2 separate regions of the Homo sapiens genome follow, and region 1 is linked to region 2. The links are chromatin loops, found by intact Hi-C in ENCODE. Cell type or tissue: ovary. All regions are shown on one strand.

Region 1 (8,000 bases), 140 kb after region 2:
CTCAGTCCTGATCTAAGCTATGGTGGCTTTGCCTTCCTTCACTCATGGTTTCTAAAGTTGCCATAGGTGTCAATTGCCTGTCACCTGGAAGAGGTAGGAGCAGAAGTGTGACCATGGAGCATTTGTATGGGCCAGGCCTGGCTGTGGCACTCTCCACTCCCACTCAGAGGACATTGGTGAGAACTTATTCACATGTTCAATCTAATTGCAACGAAGGCTGGAAAATGTAATCTGGCTGTGTACCAAGGAAGGTGGGACAGATTTTAACAGACTGCCAGCAATCCTTGTCACAGGTAATATCCATTAAACCATGGACTTGATAGTAAGGGTTTTTTCCCTAATACACAGCAAAATAAATAAACAGCCATTCTATAAGTGGTTTTTAGTTTGTGTGCCATCTAAAATGATCTTGCATAACTCCAGGAATAAGTATACCACACTCTGATAAACACGAAGTTTTTGCATTTCTTTGATTCAAATCACAAAAGCCTGATTATAAACCCAGATCCTATTCATTAGCTCTACTTTATTAAGCCTTCCTTTAGCCTGTTAAGAATAAAATGGGAAAAAAGATGATTCAGAAAGCAATGTAAAAATTTAGACACAGAAAAGTGAAGATTGAATTATAATCTGGAAAGAGCCCTGTAAAGTCAAACTATAGATTACATTATAAACATCCAGGTGAATAGAGTGGCCTCCATGGAGAGGCATGTTCTGTGTGTTTTCTTGCCCTGAGAACTATCAATATTCATATATGTTAATGCCCATAACTGTGATGACTCTTGATGGTAGCGGGTATTGAGAGATGGACAAAATTTGGGGAGGCAGAGAAGAAATTAGCATTGGAACAAGGCAGATTCAGGGGCTTCTTGGGGAGGCCAGTTGCAATGGAAGGGTGAATGGAGGACAGAGAGCTTCAATGCCAAGCCAAGGACAACAGACTTCATCCCTGGACAATGAAGAGACACTGAAAGGCTTTAATTCTGAGAATTGCACAATGAAGGGCGTTTCTGAAAGTAGAGCCTGGCAGAAGCAGCCAAGCCATCTGGAGGGACCAGTGGTTACTCTCAAGGGGAACCTCCTACACACTCTTCGGGAAGGTGGAAGATAAACTTCTCCTTTTCAAAGGTGCCTAAGTCCTAGCTTGTGAAAGCTTGGCTTTGGGGCTTACATAGGACTCAGCAAGCATAAATGACATAAGCTTCTCCAAAAAGCTGGACTGCACAAAGGTCTGACCAAATCTCAGGATCTACTGCTGTTGGCCCTGTGTTCTCACTTTAGAAGGTCATGCAAGGGACAAAATCTCTAGAATCCTTCGTGGGCTGGGTCACAGCTGAGATGGGAAGGTTGCAGTCCTCTGAAACTTCCCACATAGCTGTACTTCTATGGAGGCCAGGACCACATCGGGGTGGGTACAGTCCACAATCCCCCTCCATCCCACCAATCAGGTTCCAAGGGGTCTTCACATCCACAAAATACCATTTTCCCAGATGAATAGCACACACACCAAGACACGCAAATTCAAACCAGATACCCAAATGGCACTTATTGAATTTGCAAGGAGTTTTACCACAATTCTTTTGGCGGTAGTGCCTAGTGGCAACAATATAGAAAACAAGGAACTTTCACCACTGATGTGAGAGATCATTTAGTTCAAACTTCCTTGGGGGCAATTTGGCAAAATCTATCCTAACATTTCAAAAAGGCATCCCTTTTGCCCCAGCTATTTTTTATTAACCATGTTCTTTATTTTCTCCATTCTGACACTTTGACATGCAGGGCTTTGCTCCTAGAGGGACTGCTCCTCCCATGGTTAGCCAATTGCTAGAGATATAAGCCACTTGTCTCTTAGTGTGCCTTTCATACATAAACTCACCGATCCAGAGCCCACATCCCCAACCACCTCCTTCATGGGCTCTCCCACTGTGAACTAATAGCCTCGCACCCTAATCACCCCAGAGCTAGGTACCAGATGGAACAGCCCCAATGCTGCAGAGCCCCCTGAAATTGTTCAAACTAACCACTCCTAAACCTGCTCACCCTGCCTCACCTCTTCCTTCCCGGGGAAACCACAGGAACACCTTTTGCCACATCCCCATCACCACCACCTTCTGATGGACTCCAGCGTTGTCTGTGCAGCCTCCTGCTCCCATGGCATGGAGTGCCCCCTCGTCTTGTCTTGGGATCTGTGAGTAACAAGCTACTTATCCTTTCTTTCTTTCTTTTCTTTCTTTCTTTCTTCTCTTTTTTTTTTTTTTTTTTTTTTTTTGAGACAGAGTCTCGCTCTGTTGCCCAGCCTGGAGTGCAATGGCACAATCTTGGCTCACTGCAACCTCTGTCTCCCAGGTTCAAGTGATTCTCCTTCCTCAGGCTCCCGAGTAGCTGGGATTATAGGCACCCACCACCAGCTATTTTTTTTTTTTTTTGGTATTTTTAGTAGAGACAGGGTTTCACCATGTTGGTCAGGCTGGTCTCGAACTCCTGACCTCAGGTAATCCATCCACCTTGGCCTCCCAAAGTGCTGGGATTATAGATGTGGGCCAGCATGCCCAGCCCAAATTGCTTTTTCAATGGCTGACATCTGATTGGTGGGCCTGCCATACCTAAATAATGATAAAACCTTTATTTTAAAGCACTATTCTCTAGGAATAATTCTGAATGAGCCCAAAGATATATGTATCAGGTGGTCACCTCAGTGAAGTTGACAATGGTACAAAATAGGAAATCATTCGAATGGCTAACAATAGTAGACAGTTAAATAATTTATTGAGTATTATACTATGGGATGCAATGTAGCTGTCAGAAAGGTAGAAAAAATTGTTTTTAAATGTTTGTGTAAAGGAAAAACGGTTTACCACTTCCTGTGAAAGAAGAGGGATCCAAAATTTTTTATTTCCCCCCTCCAATTATCCTAAAAAAAAACAGTGAAATAAAGTTTTTAAAGCTACAAACCCACACTGACAAACTGTGAAAGAAGAAATGACAGCATTTTGGACACTGAGAGGCCAACAGAATGACGATAACTAGTTTTAGAACAGAAAAAGGAGACGTTAACTCCTGGAAAGAAAGACACCACCATGCACCTATGCAATCAGAATAGAGACAGAAAAGACTCTCTGGGTTTAGGGGTATTGGATGCCTGTAGAAGTTGGGGTGTAGGTAACCCCCATTTATGCCCATGGGGAGTGCACCTCTCCCCTTTGAGCTCCACCCCAAGGCCAAAGTTTCCTGGAGGCTCTTTGCCTCTGCCACTCCTAGAACTGGGCTGACCCCAGGAACTCCAACCACCTAATTACAACAGAATATCGGAAGGGCCTTGCCAGATGTCAACATAAGATGATTTCTGTCCAGAGATCTGAGTGTCAAAAGGAAGAAGTTTCCCAAAGCTCATGTAATGGCTGCAGTAATGATGACTCTTGATGAAGTCAATGCCTGGCCACCAAACAAGCTCTCATGATGGTGGACAAGTTTGTCCTTGCCTTCATATTACTAATTGGCCATCAACAGTCCATTTTTCCCATTGAATAACTTATTTTCAGAAATGTGCTTCTATAACTCAATTGTTGCATGCAGTGAAACTAATGGAGGACTTATATAGTGATAAATAACAATCAAAGTGTACCAATCCTTCTAAAAATACCGAAGGTATCAGCCAGAGTTCTGTTCTCTCATATGAAAAGTTCAGGAGGTGAATAGAGCTTGAAACACAATTACATAAATAAATGTAATAAATGAAATAAATAGATTAGATAGATAATAGATAGATCATAGATAATTGATAGATGATAGATAATAGGTAGGTAGGTAGATAGGTAGATAGACAGACAGACAGACAGACAGACAGACAGACAGACAGATAGATAGATAGATATTTTATGGCATTATCTTCCGATAAAGAGAGAAGTCTGTTTCCTAAAGGTCAAGGTAGAAAAGCTGTCCTCCAGGCACCCACAGTGTGCTCCAGCAACCTTGCCAACACCAGCCCTGCTGCCCGTGGGCTGGCCCCCTTGCCACCACTGCTCAGGGTCACACTTCCGCCATGCTGTGGCTGGCCATCCCCCTTCCTACCCATCCTTTAATTTCAGACTTGAGCTCCACCCCATTCATGGAGCACAGCGAGCTCTTTGCAATGAATTTCCTTGTATTTTGAGACAATCAAGCGGCAAGGTAGGTTTTTTTCTCCCCAGCCCTTCCCGTCCTTGGGAATAATGAGGCACACTCTCAATACGAACTTTTAGCAGAGCATACGGGGCAGGACTGAGTGGGATCTGTCCCTGCTGGGGGAAGGGAGGCTCATCTTGTAGATGCGCTACCTGGGGCAGCACCAGGTGGGGCAGCTACCCAGGTGCAGGGCCTGAGCCCGCTTCCCACCCTCCCCTGCAGCTCTGCCCTGGGGGAATCTGGACTGAGTTGGTCCAAGGAGAGGAAATCCCTTATGTCCCTCTGAGGTAGGCTCCTGGAGACTTAATGGGAAAGTCCAGGAGGTGGAAAAGGGAAAAACTGCTGGCTCCAACCTCTGTTCTGCTAGTGAGTTTAGTCTTTTCAGTCAGACTTTTCAGGGAGTGGATTCTGCCTTTTCCTCTTTCCAAATGTTACAGATGGAATGGATAACACTATATTGTATTGGCTTGTATATAATTTAACTATTTGGCATGGTCTTATTGTCAGTCCAAGTTCTGCGATGTCACACCACCAGCATCTCAGGAGCCTCAGAATAGAGGGAAGCGTTTTTCCTTTGTGATAATGCTGCCCTCTACTGGACATCAGGAAATTCACAGGTGAAGACCGACGTAGTTTGTCCCTAAAGTTTTGCTTTGATTTAATTTAATGGATAGGGTTCAAGATTGTTTAAAAAAAAGGGGAGAGTGGGGAGGGGGAGGCAGTGGGTCCTGGAAAAGTAAATTGTTTATTTTACAATAAGAAAGTGGTTAAATATTTTATTTTTTTTACAATGGTGGAAAATTAGAAGTGATTGTGAAAATGATGTGTACCTGTCTTGCTGGTGAGTAGGATGTGATTTGGCGCTTTAGGAAAGTGAATTTGTAGAACTCAAAAATATTGACTTATAAAGGGCATGGCCGTTGACCCAGTCCATCTTATGCAAATCTAGATGCCATAAATAATATTTAAAAGTAAAAATACTGGGGTGGAGGTTGCAGTGGGCAGAGATCGCGCCACTACACTCCAGCCTGGGTGAAAGAGTGAGACTCTGTCTCAAAACAAAACAAAAAAAAAGAAGTCATTCCCAATGTTGCTCATCAAATTATGACCATAAATATCCAGGATAAGACTAGTGGCTAAAGAAACTGTGACACGTCAACACCAGGCAGAAAATAAAGCAGATTTTTTTGTTGTTTTGGAGAGCCTCTAGGAACTTGAAAAATACATATGCCACACTCTTAAGACCCAGTGGTTCTTAATCGGGGTGTTCATTAAAATGCCAGAAAACTGAAAATACTTCTAGGTCCCATCCAAGGAGATTTTGCTTCCGATTGACTGGCTAGTGGCCTGGCCATTGGTATTTTAGAAAAACCCTCCAAGTGATTATTTTACTTACATTCCAGATAGAAAACTCTAAATTAAAGGGGAAAAAAACAGACACAAAGTGGCATTTAAATAAATGTCAACTTTAACTCCACAAAGCATCTGATTGCATGTGGACAGAAAGAGAAGGAAAGAGGGCCCTATATCTGGATAACTTAGAAATGTGCTCCCCCTAGCAAGATATCTACCAAAATTAGAAACACATTTGAGGATGCTGGCACTGCGAGCAATATATAAATGATGCGTGTAATGTCATTTAATATGATCGTATTTTTAAAAATGAGTTGAGTGGTGTTTTCTAGCTGTTAGTTTTTCCAAATATCAATATAGAAATTAGTCTTCTGCAGCTGCAGAGGCAATTCAGTTTCCAGCTTGCTTTCACGGCCTAGAGCCATAAAGTGGCCCAGAGCATCTCTGATCCACCCCTCCCACAACCACCTAATCCAGAGACAACCGAATGCTTTGGACCATCTGATGAGAGAGGTAGCTGCATGGCAGTAAGAGTCCTGCTCTGAAGTGACAAGAGCCTTAAGGCCTGGTTTTGACTTACTGCTAACTTGCTCACACTGCATACTTGCTGAGTGATCTTGGGTGAATCGTTTCACCTCTCTGAGGTTCACTATGAAATGAGAGGTCAAGGGTCCAAACTTAAACACCTTCAGAGGTTGGGTAATATCAGTGAGTAAAATAGACCAGGCACAGCACAAAGGGGTATGGTGTGGACTGTGGCACGTTGAGAACTTAGGCCTCTGCAAAGGGGGCAGCCACCTCTCAGTTCCTGCAGATTACTCTATCTTTGCTGAGGACAGTTGCACAGGTAGTGCACTGCAGAAGGGTAACACTTTAGAGAAGGTGTCATTTGCATCATAAATGCAGATATTTATCCATGGCAGTTTCATGGAAGATGTCTGTAGAAGGTTTTGAGGAAGGGGCACCTTGTAATTTGCATAAAAGGTTGTATGGACCGCCAGAAGTGCTGGTTATCATGTGGGAATGCAGCTCGGTAACAGTATCTTCTGGGTTTTCTTGTTATTGTTGTTTCCTGAAGAAGCTGGAAATATGGCATTTAATGTGAAATTTTCCTAATTTAAAATTTGCTGGCAACAAATTCCAAAACATGTTTAACGTTGTGTGGGCCAAACAAAACACTTCAGGGGGTCTGATTCGGGCACTGAGTTGGAGATCTCTCACCCAGATGAGTTACTGGCATCTCAGAAACCCTCCTATTGTATGCATCTTATGTAATCTTGAAGCAATCACGAAGAAAAACTAATTACCCTGGTGAATTATATGGATATAATATGGATTATGTGGCTATACAAAGTAAGAGTGCATCCTTTGAATGATGGTATTTAACATTCTCCCTACCCTGTGACTAACTTTGATTTGTCCTTTCTTAATGTAAATGCTATTTCTCCAGAGAGAGCCTCCTAAGACTTTAATCTCACTTAGGTTCCCTCCGTTACACTTTCTTGAAAACACCTTATTCTCCTGAGTAACACCTATCAAAGTTACAGTATGAGATATCCACTGGCGTGAATGTTTGCTTAATGTCTGTTTGCTCACTCTTTGGTAGCAGCCATGTTTTGTTCACTGCTATATCCCTAGTGGGGATACGCCTGGTATATATCAGACGCTCAGTGTCGATTTATTTTTTATGTTTTTATTATTATTATCTTATCTTATTTTTTTTTCTGAGAAGGATTCTCGCTCTGTCACCCAGTCTGGAGTACAATGGTGTGGCCTCTGCTGCCTGCAACCTCCACCTCCCGGGTTCAAGTGATTATCCCACCTCAGCCTCCCGAGTAGCTGGGACTACAGGCACACGCCACCAAGACCGGCTAATTTTTGTATTTTTTTAGTAGAGACGGGGTTTCACCATGTTGGCCAAGCTGGTCTTGAACTCCTGACCTTAAGTGATCCACCTGCCTCAGCCTCCCAAACTGCTGGGATTACAGCCATGAGCCACCCTGCCCAGCCAGTGTAGATTTATTGAATGACAGATTCATCTCGACCCCACCAGGGAAGCTTCATTTCTTCTTGGCATTGCTGATCCGACCCTTGATGCCTAGAATTTGACTTCTAGGTTTTTTATTCTGGATGATGGCAGCTTTCCATGGCTGAGGATACCCCGTCACCCACACATCTCTCTGAGCCAGAGAAGAGACCCAGCTCAAACCCATGACATCCAAGACATCCATACTTGGCTTGCGGCTGAAGCCCCAATGGGTTGGGGTTGGGGGACTTGCATTTTGGGTAACATACACAGACACCTTCTCTGATAGAAAGTGGGTGCTGGGGGCATGGGGAGTGTTATCAGCACAGAATTAAATTCTGCCCCCGTATACCTATTTTACATTCTGATTTTATTTCATATGAGTTACAAAACCATTATTATGACAACTAATAGGCCAGCCCTCTTCCAAATTTATTGAAGAAATCTTGTTGCCTTCCAA
Region 2 (8,000 bases):
TGGGTTTTCAAATAGAGCTCCGAGCAAGTGGGACAGGGGGCAGGTAAGAGTTGACAGACACAACAATCAGTTCCCACGTTTGACCAAAGAGGGCCTCTTGGCTTCTTCTCTCCCTGTGCCAGGGTGGAATTTACGTCTTGACCCTCCTGGACACCTTTGCTGCGGGCACCTCCATCCTTTTTGCTGTCCTCATGGAAGCCATCGGAGTTTCCTGGTTTTATGGTATGTGAGTGTGTGGAAAAGCCTCAGCTCCCAGTCCTCCTAGAATCCTGCACCTGGAGGTGTGCAGGGAGGCCTTCCATTTCCAGGACAGCCACCTAAAATTCCAGAGTCCAGCAAGTCACTTATTGGGAACAAATCTCAATCCTCGGCTCATCTTTGGATGAACCTGCCCTTAACAGGAGGCTGCAAAGGCCCCTGGGCATCAACTCCTAAAAGAGGAACCCTTAGGAAAATGCTGACCCCCAAGTCATATAATTCATCCTACCAGGGGGTTGTCAGATTTAGCAAACACAACACGGGTTGCCTAGTTAAACTTGAATTTCAGATAAATAACAAATAATTATTTAGTATAAGTATAGCTCAAATATTGCATCGGACATACTTACCCTAATTTTTTTCATTATTTATGTGAAATTCAAACTTAACTGGGTATCTTGTATTTTTTCTGGCAAACTTATTCTGGAACAGAACTGAGAGAATATTTTACAAACCCTTAAATGTGTTAATTGTTTGTTTTTCCCCACCAAGTGTCACACCAACATGTTAGTCCTGTTCTCACTCTGCTGCCACTCAGAAAGAGATTCAATGGAAGAGTCTGGGCTCTCCTATCAGATTGAAGTCAGGGAATGTGCTGTATGCATAGTTGTTGTTATTTTCAGAGCAAGAGTAACCAAGAGGAAAGAGCTGGGCTTTGGAGTCAGGCCAACTGGCTCTGGAATTTGGGGCAAATCCCCTCACCTCTTTGAGCCCAGGTTTCCCTCTGACAGGTGAATTGGGGTGACACATGAAAGGGGATACTGTCCTAGAGTTTGTCCTCTCCCTCATTCTGCATTACAAAGGGCCCATCCCCGAGTCTCCCTAGTTCCAGGGTATCAGCATCTTGCCTCACTGCCCTGCTCTCCACCTGGGGCCAGAACCTCATGGGAGGACCTGGCCCTGGCTATCATGGGGGCCATGGTAACAGGCCTGCCCTGTGTGTGCACAGGAGTGGACAGGTTCAGCAACGACATCCAGCAGATGATGGGGTTCAGGCCGGGTCTATACTGGAGACTGTGCTGGAAGTTCGTCAGTCCTGCCTTCCTCCTGGTGTGTAGTGTCTGCAGGGAAGTCCTGCATGTGGGGAGGGGGCTGTGTCCAGGATGGAGCTGGGTGAGGATATTTGCTTCTTAGGGGAGGAGGCTCTGGGATCCAGAGGCCCTGGTCATGCAGAGGGGTCACTTGGGATGCTTGGCCCTGTGGATAACGTGGTAGACATCCACCTTACTAGGGGGTTCTCCAGCTGGGGCCAGGTCCCCGGGGGCTGTTATGCCTTCTCCAAAGTCACCTTCTGTTCTTCCTCTTTTCTTGCTCCCTGTCATATCTGCCTCCTTTTGATTATCACTTGCTTCTTGAATTCTTTCTTATTTCTCCATCTCTTTCTCTTTTCCACTCCTTCCTTATTTCCTCCCTTTGCTGTGATGCTCACTTCTCTTCATTTCTCTCCCACCTTTCTTCCACCTCCTTCTCTCTTTCCTTTCTTGTCTCTCTTCTGTCCTGTCTTCCTTTCTCTCCCTTCTCTGCCCATCTCTAGTTCGTGGTTGTGGTCAGCATCATCAACTTCAAGCCACTCACCTACGACGACTACATCTTCCCGCCCTGGGCCAACTGGGTGGGGTGGGGCATCGCCCTGTCCTCCATGGTCCTGGTGCCCATCTACGTCATCTATAAGTTCCTCAGCACGCAGGGCTCTCTTTGGGAGGTGAGCTCTGGTCCTCCCCAGGGGAACAGGGTGGGAGGGGGCTGAGGGGGAAGACGGGACGACTCTCATTCCTGTTGGGGTGGGGGAAGGGACAGAAGGACACAGACACTAGGGTCAAACGGACCCACCTCATTGGCCAGGTTATTTTCCCCCATGAGCCTCAGTTTCCACATCTGTATATTGAGGATAATATTACGTACCCCAAAACAAAAAAGAAGTACTTAGCACAGTGTCTGGCGCACAGGAGGTGTTCAGTACATGTTACTTGGGGGTGAGCTCAGCCCTGGAGTTCACTAAGGATTGATTAGACAGACTGCCTGAACCCAGCTCACTGTGATGTCTCTGTCTAAGATTTGTCATTTCCCAAGATGTCCCAGCTCTCCCCATCCAAGCCCACTGTGATCTGCTCCTTCTGGTTTTCACCTGCCTCTTTCCAGAACCTAATAATCTGATCAGCCTAAACCAGAGATTTCTGAACTATTTCTTTCTATGCATTCTGCATATATGTCAATATTTATACATATGTATATATGTACATGTGTGTGTATATACATACATGTATATATACACACACACACACATTTATATAAATATTTAGGAAACTGCCCTTTATTCTGAAATTATGTCACTCCTATTTGATTAAAATATCCTTTCTTTCATAAACTAATAGTGATAATCTTTTCCTCATATCCTTACTTTACAAAACAAAGATGATTTCATTCCTTCATTCCTTTATCCACTCACTTGGAAGGTATTTATTGGGACGCAGATATATGCTGGGTAGTATTCGAGGCACTAGACAAAAATTCCTGCCCTTATGGAGTTCACATTCTAATCAAGGGCAGGTAAACAAAATGAGGATGGAAGGCATCCTTGGGAGCCACAAGGAAACTCAAGGAAGGGAGTAACAGACAGACAGTCCCCATCCTCATTCTTTGTGATACATTTCCTGTCTGTGAAATCCCTAAGTCTGGTTCCGGGTCACTGGGAGGATCAGTGTTCAGTGACCTCATTCTAGACATGGGAACTGGGACCTGAGCCTTCTATTCTTCACACTTTGGGAGTGGAGAGGCTTCCTGCTACCAGTGATCAATTGTTGGTTCAGAACACATGGCTTGAGACCCCACAAGTGCCTCCACTGCAGGAGGGCTTTCCTGATTCCCTGCAGGGCCAGAGGCTTCCTTCCACACTCTCCCTGCTGCACTTTCTCCATTCTGGGTCTAAGATGATGTGTGTGTTTGTTCATTGCCAGTCCCTTACATGGGCGGTAAGCTCCCCCAAAGTAGAGACTGTGTGGGTCTCCTTCAAGTCTGGATCCACAGGGCCTAGCCCCATGTCTGACCACAGTAGGCAGCTCAAGAAACAGTGTCTGGATGAGTGACTCAATGGACCAGCTCCACAAACAAAGCTGGAGGTGTCTTGTACAGACCCCAAATGCTATCCATGTGGGGCTGCAGGATCAAATAGCAGGTGGCCCTCATCTGGGGGTGCAGCCAGGCTGCCAGAAGGGTGTCCCTGGGCCAAGCTGAGGCCTCCTCCCCTTCTCTTCCTTTCAGAGACTGGCCTATGGCATCACGCCAGAGAACGAGCACCACCTGGTGGCTCAGAGGGACATCAGACAGTTCCAGGTGGGTGAAGCCTAGACCCCTGGGGTGGAGATTACAAGGGCGGGCCCTGGCTGTTCCCTGCTGTGCACTGCCCAAGGCTAGACATCACATCCAGAAAACCCAGAAACCCAGTGTGAGCTGCCTTTTCCCCTTGGAAACATCGGGATGGGGGACAGGGAGGCTCACCTTGAGCCCATGGCCTCAGGCTTGCCCTGTGACTTTGGGGAGGTTCTGCTGCCCTTTCTGGGCCTCTGTGACAATTAGGGAATCAACTTGCACGTTCCCTGAGGTCCGTGAAGGAAGGGGGTGTTTTTCTGCCTTCTCTCTACCTCCTGCTGCCCCCGCCAGCTGGCCCTTGCTCCTTTCTGTCCCCACCATGTCATCAAGTCCTCGCTGTCTTTCTCTGCAGTTGCAACACTGGCTGGCCATCTGAGCCTGCCTGGAGGAGAAGGAGGAACCCCCATGCCAATGTCCAGGTCACAGGCATCCGCTGCGCTCCCACCTCGGACACCATCTTGGGATTCCTCCCCTGGAAGTTGTCCTTTCTGATCCTCTCTTCTTTTCCCATTTACAAATGATTTCGTGACTGTAGTTTTTGTTCACCTTCTGTGCATCTGGCCTGGGGGCTGTTAGCTCAGAGGAGAGGAGCAAACAGGAAAATGACTTCTGTTCTGTCCCCGCTGTTTTGGGGGAAGTCTCTCCCACTTTGGGATCCTGCTGAAGCTAGGTTCATGAGGTCGGAAATCCCCACCACATTTGCCTAGACTTTGGGCACAGGAGTTCTTAGTCCACCAAATCAGAGAGAGGATGGGCTTTTGATCAGATACCCCTCCCAAAAAAAAAAAAAACTAAAACTAAAGCAAAAATCAAACAAAATCTGGCTGAGTTTAGTGGGGTGGTTGGGGAAGGTACATAGACCCTCCTCTTGCCCACCCTAGACAGCCCTCTCATGTCTGAACCTCAGCCTGGGAGTTAGATTTATTTGTCTCTAAAATGAAGTCAGTGGATAGATGCTTTGAGGGATTTTGAGTAGAAACATTCATAGTTAATTTTCACTCTGGCCAATCTGAGTTTGATGTGTGTGTTCTGGAACATTCCTCCAGCTTTTGGTGGTCAGATGGCCCAGAGATATGGGGGACAGGAGGAAGAGGGTAAATGAACCACAGTGAGCAGGTTCTAGGAGGTACCTGCATCAGACAAGCTGGTGGAGGCCACGTGGCAAGCCACATCTACTGAGGCCTCATGCTGCTCTTGCTCTGTAAGACACGGAGCCCAGAAACCCATCTGCACTTCCTGAGACCTGCCTGGGGAAACGGGGGCAGGGACCAAGTGAGGCCTCATGTGTGTCTTCACCGTGCTGTCCTCACAAGGCCAGGTGGGTGCCCAAAGGGAGCCTGACAGGCTGTTGTGTTAATTTATTGTTCTTGCACACCTGCACAGCCTCCCTCTGGGGATCCCACCTGGAGTGGACCAGGGGTCTTGAGAAATGGAGAGTTGGCTGCAAAAACTCTCATGCACTAGATGTGGCACCTTGGAGGGCAGGGTGAGACAAGCAGCCCAGAAATACTCTCTCAAGTGGAGGGGAGAATTTTGAGAGTGGATGGAACAGTTTGGTGGTTTCAGAGAATTTCTAGGTTTCTACTTGGATCTACTTCTGATACAAACTTGCACTTGGTGCCCTCTGGTGGTGTTTAGTTTTAGTTCCGTAAGAGAAATGATTCCTAGTTTGCTAAATTGGTGGCATCTTTGGGAGGGGTTTCTGTTTATGGTTAGAGTCTCTTACACCCTTGTTGGAGGGATTCTTATTCTGACTGTGGGAGCTCCTGTTGCGGGATCTTGGGAAAAAATAAAGAAGCCGCTGCATTCGCACGTCAAGAAGGTGCTTTGCCTCAAATTGGGGTGTTGTTGAGCCTGGTGGTTCCTGCATGAAGAGGATTATGAGGGGACCAGGGTGGGGCAGGGAGATGGTTTTGTCTCCCAGGGTCCTGAGGTTTCCTTGCTGGGTCGGGGTCCTCAGGTCATTCTATAGATAAAAGAGGGAAAATCAGGAGACTTTGAATCTTTCTGTATAAAAAGGTCAGCTGAATGCCTGAGACAGCCCAGGTGGCAGGTGTCTTGGAGCCCTGTGAACAGTGAGGCTTAAGAATGGAGAACAATCAGGTCGGGGTCTGGGCCCCATTAGTGACTTTATATCCTCCCATAAAAGGTAACTTCTTCCTAGGTGTTACCATTTTTCTTTTCGTTTTTTGTTTTTGTTTTTGTTTGTTTGTTTGTTTGTTTGTAATAAAGCACTTTAATGCACATTACCTGCCATCTGCCCAGTGAGGACTGCAGGGCTATAGCTTCTATCTCCCCATTTCCCAGGTGAGAGAACCAAGGCCCAGCATTTTAGTCACTCTTGCTCAAGGTTTTTTAGCAACTAACAGATCGAGTTGGGCCTTCAATTCACATCCACTGACTCTCAGCCCAGATTATTTTGAATATTCCCTGCACAATAGGGTTCACCCCACCCAGGACTGTCATTTTTAAAAAACTCATTCAAACCGCAAAGGAAAATTTCTTAGCAAAAGAACAATGTGTTGGAGGATGGGAAGGGGCGAGAGAATGCCATTTATTTTCCTCTAGCTGGTTTCCAGAGAGGAAATTATTTAGCTGCTCTCTTTTGATGAAAATAATCACTCTTTGGAATAGTTGGATGTGAAAAGCTGAGTCTACTTGGTTGAAATGAGAGCAAACAGTCAGCAAAGCCTTTTGCATTAGAGCAGGGTCGTGCTTCCGAGAGAGCCTGCCATTTCCTCTTTGCCATCTGCATGTGGCCCCTTCTGCCTCCAGACATTTGTCCCGGGGTGAATCGGAGATGTGGTGCTAGCTGAACCAACACCAAACCAACGCAGTGGTGCTGCCTTGCGGCGGAAGTTGGCTCCTGAATCTGGGATGGGAACCTGGCTCCAAGCCTGGGTCCCCTGGGAGGGTGGGGGTACCCAGAAAGCCCTTGGAAGTTCTCGGGGAGGTGCTTGGAGATCATTTGGGTTTACCTTTCCACCCACATTTAATGGAGAGAGAGTATGGGCTTTATGTTAAGTCATCTTTGACTTCCTTTTTGTAGCTTGTTTTTAATAGCAGAGGTCACCCGGGACAAGGGTGCTGTGTACTGTATATGACACTTGACGCTTTTGATATTTTTTCAGGTTTTTAAAGAATTATTATTTTTCATGAAATGTAAAATATCAGTTTGAGAACATCACATTTACGTCTACTCAATGTCTAGTTATTTAGCACCCACCTTTTAGCTTTCATTCTAGATGAAAACGAGACAAGGGAGAAGGAGAGCTACCAACTCTTGCCAGATATCCTGCTGAACAGAAATCCCTGAAGCTGCCTTAATTCTCAAAAGGAGTTACCGCTCAGCTGGGAGCCAGTTCCTGCTATATGATCTGTTTTCTAGCCTCGCTAATGTGAGACTGAAGCATTCTTACCAAAGAAATCATTTCCTAGTAAAGAAGCCCATTGAACTCACTTTATTTGTTTATTTCCTTCGAAAGCCACCGAAGAGAGAAAAACAGAGAAGGTGTGTAGTGTGGCGGAAAAAGCACAGCATATAGTTTTACAGACTTGGGTCTGCAGCTGACTAGCTGGGTGGCCTGGGGATAGTGGCTTCATCTTTTGGGGCTTCAAGATTCTTTGTCTTTAAAATCAGGGGTTATATCAGATCATCAAAGTTCCCATTCCATTAAAGAAAACCCTGCATGTATCCATAATGATGCTCTCCTGTTAAATTTACAATGAAGGAAACACATCACTTAACTGTAAGAATTTCCCAAAATGAACTGATGACCAGTGATCTCTCTATCAGAGAAATGTCAGATTTCTAGCCTCCAGAACTTTGATTTTTCTGGACATTCAATAGTTCCTCTTTCTCAGATATTTTTCAACTGATGCCAGAAACACTTGGTATTTGTTTTTAATCCAACCCTTTTGTTTTGAGGCTTTGGAGGGTAACACATTTTCATACCCTGTGAGTCCCAGGATCCACAGCTCTGCTGTGGTCTTAGAAGCCACTGAAACATTGGTGAATGTGAAGTCACTTTTGGGGTGCCTGCCCTCATCCCTCTGTCTCTCTGCTTCCGTGTAAATAAAGACTGTTTCAATTGTGTCCTCTCTGTGTCATGGACTGTTCCAATGTCATGCAGATTTCTGTGTCTGATATGGATTTTAAAAGTTGTTCTCTTTGTGGAATATAAGTGTACAGAATAATAAATAATGTTTCCTGGGCTGTGTATCTGGTAGCAGAGTTCTGAATGCTTTCTTCCATGAAGGTGGAATGCTACAAATTATGTAAGGGAGGTGGGTGTATCTATGATCAGCTTCCAACTAGTAAAGAAGAGCGTCTGGTCATAGTGACCCACCTTTTAATCAAATAACTCTTTTTATAA

What was found. Hi-C counts contacts between places; a loop is a spot of excess contacts. Peaks named below come from ENCODE experiments on the same cell type or tissue, not always from the same donor. Only the 100,000 strongest peaks of a DNase experiment are listed, where the experiment ranks them.
Region 1: it touches region 2 in a loop (2.8-fold over the local background); 106 of 110 quality-filtered maps call a loop at or near these places.

The regions. Positions count from the first base shown.
Region 1 is chr16:55,838,263-55,846,262 of GRCh38, forward strand. It overlaps CES5A (carboxylesterase 5A), which reads right to left. Exons shown (of 13, transcript NM_001143685.2): 13 at 7,892-8,000. Among named protein-coding and RNA genes, the nearest start is that of CES1, 9.2 kb to the left of the region's middle. In ovary, CTCF peaks have their summits at 4,773 (motif pointing left) and 4,972; no DNase peak of the experiment used is centred here.
Region 2 is chr16:55,698,347-55,706,346 of GRCh38, forward strand. SLC6A2 (solute carrier family 6 member 2) reads left to right here. Exons shown (of 15, transcript NM_001172501.3): 11 at 123-222; 12 at 1,208-1,308; 13 at 1,793-1,960; 14 at 3,517-3,588; 15 at 3,977-7,846. The coding sequence ends at 4,000. Among named protein-coding and RNA genes, the nearest start is that of SLC6A2, 46 kb to the left of the region's middle. In ovary, no CTCF peak of the experiment used is centred here; a DNase peak (open chromatin) is centred at 3,544.